Linked DNA regions of Homo sapiens: region 2 is linked to region 1. Evidence: chromatin contacts called from ENCODE Hi-C or POLR2A ChIA-PET data. All regions are on one chromosome and are shown on one strand. Each heading gives the region's core, a stretch centred on a gene start or an enhancer-like site at or near the end of the contact. The rest is flanking DNA. Distances are from core to core; before and after follow the strand shown.

Region 1 (5,231 bases), core at 2,005-4,504:
TTTTTATAAATACTTTGAATCCCTCATAATGAAGGATTTTAGAACTTATGAATATAGAGGTTTACTCATCTAACAAACAGAACTGTCATCCTTTCAAAATGTCTGAAAATTGAGGAGGGACCCCTGCTTCCCAGTTATATGTGATGTAAGACTTTTCATCAAATGGGAACATGGGAAGAAACTTTATAAGCAATTTGAGTTTGTTTTATGGGCAGTTAGCTATCTCAAAGCATTTTTTATTGCATTATTAGGCAACTGGTAAACTCTCGTGTTTAAGGAATAGCACTTGGGAGAAAAGAACACTCAAGGCATGATGGTACTGTCGGTGAGGAAAAACTTAAGGAATGGTCCAGATGTAGATTACTCTAATAGGTCGTATTAGTCATGCTTTTCTTTGACCACCTGCTGCAAGAAGCACTTAATTGTCAATAAGGCTCATTTTCCTATTTCAGCAAAGTGTTTGTTTTATAAAGCTAAACAGACATTTCCAATGAGAATGCAGACCTCTCTACAATGTGATGAGAAAAGTACCTTTTAAAAAAAGTAAAAAATGAGCATGAAGAAGAGGCAATAGGGGTCTTAACAAAAGTGTTCATCTTTGAAACGTGCTTAGAATTTTAGTTCTGATTTGCAACCCACAGGTTTGGTAGGGCAGTGGTTGCAAGAATTGGCAACACATAAACATTAAATTGTTGGCAATAGAGAACTACAAAGTGCTTTAAAACTTCATCTGAAGATGAAGATATAACTAAACTTCACACACACACACTTTGCACTGAAGTATTTCAAAGTCTTTTCTAACAGATTTCAGGGAAAAAAGTATTTCACTAAATGGGTATCTTGGTCCGCAGATATCAATAGGCATAAATTGAATCCCTTGTACCCAGCAGGCACTCAATCAATGTGTGTTAAATGAATGAACGAACTGAATAGACTATTTTGTACAAAATGCCATTTATAACACTAAAATGACTAGTAAGTCAGATGGCAAGATTTTCAGCTTTTTAAAGGGCAAAAGGATTTGCAAGATAATATAAAACACAGAAAGCACACCTTTACGTATGTTATTTAAATATGAAAATATTTTTAGCATATTATGTTAAACATTCTTTCTTATTTATATTTCCATTACCTAAAGTCTTTCTACTCACAAATACTAACTCCATTATGTAAGGCATGGTAACCAGTTTGATAATGAAGGTATTATTTTGGTTTTGAACATATGTGAGTTGATGTGTTGAAAACTTCAATCACATTACAATCTTGAAAAAAAAATCTCAGTGCCAGCCCCTCCTCCCCCCAGGTTGATACCACCGCAATACAATTCAACAATATGCAACATGCCCTCAATTTTATTTTGTTTTGGGGGAAATGTGCTGAAGAACCTAGAGCTTTTTTTGTTTAGCACCTTATATCAAAGTAATGAAAATGGGTATGATGATTACATGTGCAAATGTACAAAATCATTAACTCTACAAAGATACATCATTCCAAAATTACAGAAAAAATTTAAAGCATGCATTTAATTCTTTTTCTTTAAAGGGTTGCTGAATGCTTCCCCTGAAAAAAGGTGGCTGTTTTCAAAATCAGCAACTGCTGGTGAGGATTTCTTGGCACAGTTATGACCAGCATGTTATTGCTGCATCTTCCTGATAATCTCAGCCGACACCGGGGGATGGAAATTGATTGTGTGGTGCCGCAGGCCCTGAGCTGTCTTGTAACTCTTCCCACAGCGACACTTGAATGGTTTGCGGACACGAATCTGTGTTCTGTGACCATTCTTAGCGTGATACTTTATGCCATTCACATTCTGTGGAGAAGACAAAAATATTTATTACATGGATTCACAGGATACCTGTCAAACTTCGGAAACCTCAATTTGGGTCTGGATTGCAGTTCCTGGATGGCAGCTGTTTAGAGTGTAGTCTTTTGCAAGGACTCCAGTTGGGACCCTTCAAGGACATTCTGGTGTGTCGGTCATGGGCTGTACGGATGGTCACACACACAGCTGACTCAAAATTTCAGATGTGCCTCAATTACTCTGAAAATGAAAGTACTGATTTCTTCCAATTTTATATAAAATATATATTTAGGACTTACAGACTGTATAAAGAAAATCCTCTGAATCTTTTCCACTCTAAAGAAAGTTAACAGTGAACAATCCTACACAAATATCCTCAGCATGACCAACAAAATATCTTTCTAAAGAAAAACATCAGGGCATATCCCAAAAGTTTAACATATAGAAATTTTTGATTTGGAAACTCAATTTACAGCTTGCTTCTAGATAACTGTGTTAACAGTTCCCTACCATGCCTTAACCAGAGTTTTTGTCAGTTTTCTGCTCTGCACTAAGCCAGTATCTCTGATGCCACTGTGGGAGCTACTTGTTGCCCAAATCTTGTCCCCGCCGTACAGTTGTACATGTTTAATAAGCACCTGTAGTCAGACTAGTCCTTACCTTAAGTATTACATTCCAAACATACAATGAACTTTAAAAATTTAAGGTTATATAATGTTAGTCACTAAGATTGGACTTCTTAGCATCTGGATACTAAAGTTATCAAAATGCTTTCTAAATTTCTGTTTGTCGGTTTTGCTAGTTCACCAGCATATTCTATGTAAGATTCCGTATTCTATGTAAGAGTCACTCTCTACAGTTTTAACCACCAGTAATCCTCATCCCAATTAAATGGTGAGGAAATGGGCTTGAGGGTAGTAAGTAACTGGTGGAAGATCTAAGAAGGGACGGCGGACGTGTGGTATTTGAGATAGGTCTTAATTTCCAAGTCAGCAATTGCCAGATTAGAGAGTAAGGGAACACAGAAGAGACAGCCTGAAACAAAAAGCACAGATTTTAGGAGAGTGAGCTGTTTCCTAAAATATTACCTAAATCCAGTCCTGCTAGAGCCAGTCCCTTGCCCAACTGAAGGATTCCAACACAAATTGTTCCCACTCTTCATGGGATGCCTTCAAAGAGCTCCCAGAAAACAGCTCCCTGCTGTTGTCTCATGAATACCTAGCACAGTGCCTGGCACATTGTCGATGCTAAGTCTTTGTGAGTGAATGAAGTTACAACAGCACTTCCCAAGTTCACGCCTCACTAGTCTGGAAGAAGGGTTGCTACTAAATATAAACGTGGTGGTGATTACTACACTAGAGATGTGCAGTACACATGAATGCTTTTTTAAAAGTCCTTGGAAGAGAACTCTGCTGGACTTTGTTGAACCCAGGGGTGCCAAGTAGCAGCTGGCTATGCTCAGAGTCTGAAGGTTGTCCAGTGATTTGAAGCAGAAGGACAAACACTCTCCCCTGAACACCTGGCTCCAGGCCTTCTGCACCTCAGCCCTGTCCTTCCAGCATCAATCCTTTCAAACATAAGGTACTTCAGTCTTGTTAAGAGGCATGTTGGGGGTTTCAGAGCCTACTGGGGCAGGAAAGGGGAGGGTAGTGGTGGTGGTAGAATCAGACCCACTGAAATGTTAGATGGGTAGATATGCCCTGCCAGTCCCTGGCGGTTCCATCCCCTCCGAGGCCCAGGCACATGAGTGAAGAGGCCAACGTGTGTATCCAGCCCAAGTGAGCCTTCAGATGATTCTAGCCCCAACTGGTGTCTTAGAGCAACTGCATGAGACCCCAGGCGAGAACCACCTTGTTGAACCAGGCAGCCCAGAGAACTGTAAAAGATAATTGTTTTAAGCCATGTATTGTGTGTGTGAGAGAGACAGAAAGAGAGTGAATGTTAGTTTTATGACCATTAGATAAAGACTTTCAACTTTAATATGGTGGAAAGTATCCTGGGTTACAAATGCTAGAAATGTGCACCTGCCTGCTTAGTAATATCCCATGTATAGCTCAACGAATATTGAGCACCTAGCAGGGTCCTTTTCCGTGGATGAAGGGCTACTAAAATATTTCATGTCCTTGTTTTCATGGGGAACTTGATGCAGGACAGCTCATTAATAATCCAGCTACCTCTGTGCCCCAAAACCATTCAAACCTTGTCAGAAAATAGAGGAAACCAAAAATAGAAAAGCATTAACCAAGAAACAAAAAGGCACAGCAACTCTTAACAGTATCAGGGCTTAGCCATTCCATTGAGGGCTGAGGTTTTTATAACTAATTAGGCTAAAAAAAAGATTTAAGACCAGAAATTGCTAAAGCCATAAAAGCCAGTCCAATGTGAAGCCAGATCTGTCGTTCACCAAGAGAAGGACAAGCCAGGGCTGAGGGGATTCCGGCAGGCGCTGTGGCCCATTCACAGCTTGAATGTAAACATTATGTTGTGTGTCTGGCATGAGACTGTGAAGAAAACAGCCAACACCACACACACATCAGCTTTATGACTCTGGAAAAATCAGGAAGCACATTTAGAAACATAAAGTATTTCCAGGGTTGGTCAGAGAACCTGCTGTGCCATCACTCCTTTGTCTTTGCTGCTGTGATTAAAAAATGTTGACAAGCGTCAGTGGGTTGCCCTTATCGCAAATGTTAGTACAAGGTCAAGTGAGACTCTATTAAGACATTTCCTCCATCCAGCCATTCAGTTACAGGCCGCGGGAACGTCCTCTTTACAAGACCAGAGGAGCTCTGAAAAGATCCACCAAAGTTTATTTCATCAGTCCTGAAACAAATTTGATCTTTCAGAAATATTAGTAAAAAAAAATAAATAATGGCCGGAAACCTGAAATGCTGAAATTGCTGAAATTCTTTGGTCTTTGAAAAAAATGGAATCAAGCTTCAAAAGGGCAAGGAAAGTTGCTAACATTTATTAAGAGCTTACCATACTGGGTACTTGATGTCAATTGCCTTATTTAATACTCATGTTCTGGATGAGAGAATTGACTCCTAGAGAAGGTGAGTGACTTGGCCAAGATCACATGGCTGGTAAATTACAGAACTGGAATAGGAACCCAGGGATGTCCAATCCATAGTCCATATTTCCTCATTTAGTCTCCTAATGTGCTAGGTACTCGTTAATTAGAACAACCAGCTAGTGGTCTTTGAAAAATCTTACCAGTTGGGAGGAAGGATTGGGATAATAGTCTGGAGAAAACTGTCTTTGAGTTTTCTCAAAGTGATGCTCTGACATCAAGCTAGTAAGGGAAGAAAGTGGGAAGGTAGGAGGTAGAAAGGAGAACTTAGGTGGGGGGGGTTCCACCATTAGGAACTACCTGTCCCCTCTGATGGAATTAGGCCAGTCAATAGACAGCAGGCGACTTAAAGGCTTT
Region 2 (5,231 bases), core at 1,328-3,827, 84 kb after region 1:
TAGCTCAGCCTGACTTCATCTTGGGTCATTAAATAGCAAACTAGTCTTTACTCACTGGTAACAATAGATCTTTCATGGGTTATTGCCTAATTAATCAAGGTGCATAATTTGATCGCTAGCACTTTTTAAAAAGTGTTATATTCCAGGTATCATATAACAATATGGTATTGCTGTAGAGTAATTAAAAATGAAGCAAGTTTTAATGTTTTGATTAGAACAGGTTTATTATCCTGAATAAGGTGAAGTGCAAAGTTTCACTGATGTTCTTCAACTACAACATTTAGGTTGAAACATTTGAAACAAGCCATTAATTTAACAACATGCTCATCCAAAACAAATCATAACTCATTTCTTTTTACTGCAAAAGTAATTGAGTAATGAATAATGAAAATCATCCCACTGAAAAGGGCAGTAAATATATTGACTTTATTATTAATACTCCATTTTGGTTAATAAGGCAGCTATTAAATTTGAAACATGATGGACCTGATTTATTGACTTATTCAAGGTAACAGTGAAATACTATCCAGTAAATACTGGGGTTCTTACAAGAGAAGATTTGATTCTGAAAAATTAAGTAGAATTCAACTGAAATTTCAGTTCATATTTAGAATGATTTGACCTTAAATCTCTTATCCCTGTACTTTGCTTGTTCCTTCAAAGAATTTAAATTGTGTGTGTGCACAGGGGTGGGTATGGGAGGCCTCAGAGGGCCTTACACCATGCACTCTAAACCCTAGTGAGCTGGAATTCTCTGGTGAAGTCAGTAGTGGCTTGATCATTCTTAGACTCTCTCCAAAAGGAGTTCATAATAAAATACCACAAGGACATTAGTTACACCTAAAGGATTAGTTGCAGCCTAAGTCTCAAACCCAACATTTCAGTGATGGTTCAGGGAAAAGAAAAAAAAAAAATGTAAAAGGGATCAGTGGAATTTTTTTTCTCCTTCAAATAGGATTATTTATACTAATATGAATACTTGTTATTCATAGTACTAAGTTTCTTTGAAACCAAGTTAGTGTATACTGAACCATTGCTCCTAGGGGAAATTCAAGGTTAGGTTCCTGCAAGCCTCTGGCCACAACATTTTCCTCAATGGACTAATACATGACCTTGTTTTAGGTGTGTTTCTGTTTAAACATACCTTCTGTAAATACATATTGTTGATTCCTTGAACTCAGGGCCAACAGTACTATGACTCATGCTGGTGTAAACTTACCTGACACATATTTTCTCCTTAAGTCACCTCACAGCCTTCTTGTGCTTAGGGACTCTAGATAGCACTTCAGCGCTATGCTTGGTGCCATTTTTAACAGCAAGATCACCAATAAAAAGCTCAAAATGCAAACAACATGGCACTAAATACAGTGTGAAAAGGACATGCATATAATATAAGAGCTGAAACAAGAAAGCAGAGCACTGCTTCGCTCAGCCTCAGCTGGGAACGTGTGCACTGGTCAACTCAAAAATCCCACCGCTCTGTCCATGTCGGTGAGTGACTGTGAAAGCACCACAAGTAGTGATTTGGGGACACAAATACATTTTAGTGAGAAGGCAAATTTACAAACACCTAATCCACAGATAATAGCAACTGACTAGGCCTGGCACAATGGCTCATGCCTGAAATTCCAGTACTTTGGGAGGCCGAGGTGGGAGGATTCCTTGAGCCCGGGAGCTGGAGACCAGCCTGGGCAACAGAGTGAGATCTCACCTCTTAAAAAAGAAATAACCGATTGTACCTTAAACTACAGGCTCTTACTATGCATTCACCCATGTATTATATTTGCTTATCCACAATTTGGGGACATTTCAAGTGCTTGTCAAACATTTTCTTATTTATCTGCATATTTCAGAGAAGGGCTTCATTTCATTAAGTGGCATTAGGTAACATCCTGAGTTTGCTTTCCATGGAGGCACAGTCTTCTCTAAAGGCAATGAGGACCTGTTCCAGCGTGCCTCTCCTCACTCTCAACTCTGGCGTATTTCTCCTCAGGTTTCACTGGCTAGAACTATATCACAATATTGTTTACATCAATCACTGGCATGAGGAACCAACTGCTTCCATTAGCTTAGACCACAGTTCTGACTCAGTAGGTCTAGGGTGGCAACTAATAATCTGCATGTCTAACAAGTTCCCAGGTGATCCTGATGCTGTTGGTTTGAGAACCACGGAGTTTAGACAATTTAAGATTTACCACCTGAACACACTTATGGCCCTTCCAGCAAATGAGAACAGGAGGGAGAGTTTTAGGTGGAAACAGGCAATGGAGCTCTTCTACATGGTCTTTGCAGACTTTTGATGTTTGCTGAGACACTGGTCAGGGTACCTGCGAGTGGGGAAAAGTACTGCAAAGAAGGCTAGCAACATGTATACCAGTATTCAGAAGCCAAGCAAGCTATTTTAAGATCCCTGGAAGGTAAGCTGGAGATTTTCATGCTATGACAAGTTTGCATAGACCGTTTTATTTACTCTAAGCATTGTATTCTGGCTAAAGATTACACAGAAAGATGTGGCAGTCACTGATGCTCTTTCCCACATATTTCTGACTCTCCACTTTTGGGCCACATGATGGTACTGCACTTCTTTGTTCCCCTTGAGGTTACATACGGGCAGATGACTTGATTTAGAGAATGCACAAGCGATGATGAACTACAGTGGCACTTCCTGCTATAGTGATTACAGAATGTGGGTTGAGATAAAGCTTCTATCAGACTAGGTTCCTGAGTGAAGGAGCAGGGCCTCTCTAATGAACCATGGTGGACACGCAGAGTAAGCAAAAAATAAACTCCTGTTGTGTTAAGTCACTGAAATTTGGGGATTTGTTACTGCAGTATAATCAAACCCATCCTAATACAAAGGATGTAAAACTTTTATACTGCACTTTAATTATTCGTTTTTTTCCTTTAAGCTCAAATGCCCCTTTAAAAAAAATCCTGATTACCCTTCAAGCTCTGGCTTGAGTTACATCTTCATCATCACTCCAGCCAACATTTATCTCTTTGTGTGAACAACAATTGCAACTCTAAGAAAAATCACGAGGTTTAGCACTTATTTTATAATTGCCCATATATATTAGTATCACCTCACTGACTATATCAGAGACTTAGGAGGGCAGAGTTCATGTTGTAGGCATCTTTGTACCATCTTGAGCAAAGGAGGAAAATGAGTAGTTTTTAGATAAAATCTAGCTGGAGAATGGATGTCAATATTTTCTAGTATTTCAACTTTTCCATGTGTTATTTGCACACAGTCAGGCAGTTATTGAGCACATATTGCTGCAGAGTTATACAGAAAATTTGAGAGCAGAGTTGCAAGTAGCCACGTGCTTGCTTCATTAACTGTGCTTGTGGCAATTTTTACCACCTGTGCAAATTTCCATTTCTCTGAACAATCTGACTATACATGTCCTGTTCACTCCCTCTTTCCAAAATGAATTAAGGAGAAGAGAAAACAGTGGTGATAAGAGAAAAAAAAAATCAGCTAGTGAGATTTAAAACAAAATTTGGTGAGCTTATACTAAATTGCTGCTTAAATATGGGAAATGACATTGATTGTTGAAAAGAAATACAGCCTAAGTTTCATTAACACCAATAACCTAAACATGGGACTTTGTGATGTTATCTGGCCTAGTCCTTTGTCTTCAGATTTGTGCTTTCAAGCATGCAAAGTATCATGGTTCTTAAAAGTTAAGAGGCTGACTGAAGGTCCCTTGCTTACTAAGTGATGAAGGTAGCACTGAAACACAGGTCCTAGTAATGGGCAACTTTAAATACTCAACACCTGTGGGTAGACTATCTTGTTAGCATGAAATGTAAAATTATATTTTGAAGAATTACAATTTTTGAGCTCTTAGGAGAGGAAATGCTCAACATAGGTGTGTAGACTATCTCATTAGCATGAAATGTAAAATGATATTTTGAAGAATTATGATTTTTGAGCTCTTAGGAGAGAAAAATATTTTGAACCTGGCCCCCCATTGTGAATAGAAACTAAAATGGGAAAATTTGGAGAAATAAACCAATAAGGAATAAAGATCATAAGTCATTCATGCTAAAACCTGTGATGAGAGTTAAAGAAAAGTCATTTAATTTTTCAAAGGTAAACGGAAAATGCAAGCATGTCTACAATGCCTTAAAGCTCAGTAGCTGCTTATCTTGTCAAAAATGTAACTATCAGAGCTGGATAACACAGAACAAGCATGAGGATGCATTTTACGATGATAAGGTAGCAACAGGAAATAACATATTTATAATCAATACAATAGTGCCAAATTTGCTTGGGTGAAGTCATACAAAAGAGGGGTGACTTATGGTTACAAAAGGAAGGAGCAAGCTCAGTTTTGTGCTATTTGACTACAGGAGTGCTCTGGAACGCCAAGGAAGATTGGACCAGCAGTCCAATTCTACCCACACCATTTATTAAATAATTAATACGTAATCATTTCAAAAAGTACTAGCTGGGAACTGGCTCTAAATCTAAATATCACTAATGACAATGTATGTAGAGGCAAATTCAATCCTGGTTTCCAAACAACTTTACAATCAACAACTTGTGGAGTTTACTCTGTGTGCAAGTTGTATTACTGCTTGCACCTTGGAATCCTCCTTCATTGCTACCCTTAGAATCCAAGCTAAAGGGACTCTCTTACAGGAGTGAATGCCTTAAGGGAAGTGCCTTTGGTGTTTGAGGAACCAAAAGCTCCTGGCCCTGACCCAAAACTAATCCACATTATTGTAAGGTACATCCAATATTAAAGGCACTATGGTGATGTTTTAGTACAGTGAGTCCTTAGCGTTCCTTAAAACTTCAGCTTCATTTGGCAACTGATGCCTCTTGGGGAGCAAAATTACTTACATCATTAAAACTTCATCAAGTCATAATTTTATTATAATTGTTAACATAAATAACTGCAGTAAATAAGTACAGAGTGATCGATTTGTTCTTGATATCTCAAGGGAGTCTTTATTTAGCTTTGATATATAAAATCAGGACATTATTTATTTGCATTACAAACTGCATATCAACTATTCACTTGGGCATGTTTTAATTGGTTTTAGGTTTTGCACATTCCATAACTGAACTGTGTAAGCAGGTTGGCTTCAAAAATAAGGTCTCATGTAACAGCTAAGTCTATATGACGATGTGTCATATGGCGTGTCAAACATTTTTCTGCTTTCCTCTGCTTCCCATCCTGACATCAGAAAAAACTTTGTTCTAGTGAAATAGAAAA

What was found. Hi-C counts contacts between places; a loop is a spot of excess contacts on that map. ChIA-PET counts read pairs that join two places held with the same protein, here RNA polymerase II (POLR2A). Pooled maps may share reads with other maps.
Region 2: a map of endothelial cell of umbilical vein shows a loop between it and region 1 (4-fold over the local background). The contact joins two enhancer-like sites. A Hi-C loop is called at or near these places in 6 of 168 maps with a recorded cell type or tissue (Caco-2, DLD1, GM12878 and 3 more), 1 of 37 single-sample maps with no recorded cell type and 1 of 50 pooled maps. POLR2A ChIA-PET finds 5 or more read pairs at or near these places in 2 of 52 experiments (H1 and activated CD8-positive, alpha-beta T cell).

What each region holds. Positions count from the first base shown.
Region 1 is chr7:27,831,167-27,836,397 of GRCh38, forward strand. JAZF1 (JAZF zinc finger 1) reads right to left here. Exons shown (of 5, transcript NM_175061.4): 5 at 1-1,810. The coding sequence ends at 1,634. Among named protein-coding and RNA genes, the nearest start is that of TAX1BP1-AS1, 93 kb to the left of the region's middle. Within about 2 kb of position 3,255, at least 5 of the 41 ENCODE cell types and tissues checked have a DNase peak (open chromatin) inside an H3K27ac peak, as active enhancers do; they include endothelial cell of umbilical vein, where a contact is called at or near this core.
Region 2 is chr7:27,915,359-27,920,589 of GRCh38, forward strand. All of the region lies in intron 2 of JAZF1 (JAZF zinc finger 1), which reads right to left. Among named protein-coding and RNA genes, the nearest start is that of TAX1BP1-AS1, 180 kb to the left of the region's middle. Within about 2 kb of position 2,578, at least 2 of the 41 ENCODE cell types and tissues checked have a DNase peak (open chromatin) inside an H3K27ac peak, as active enhancers do; they include endothelial cell of umbilical vein, where a contact is called at or near this core.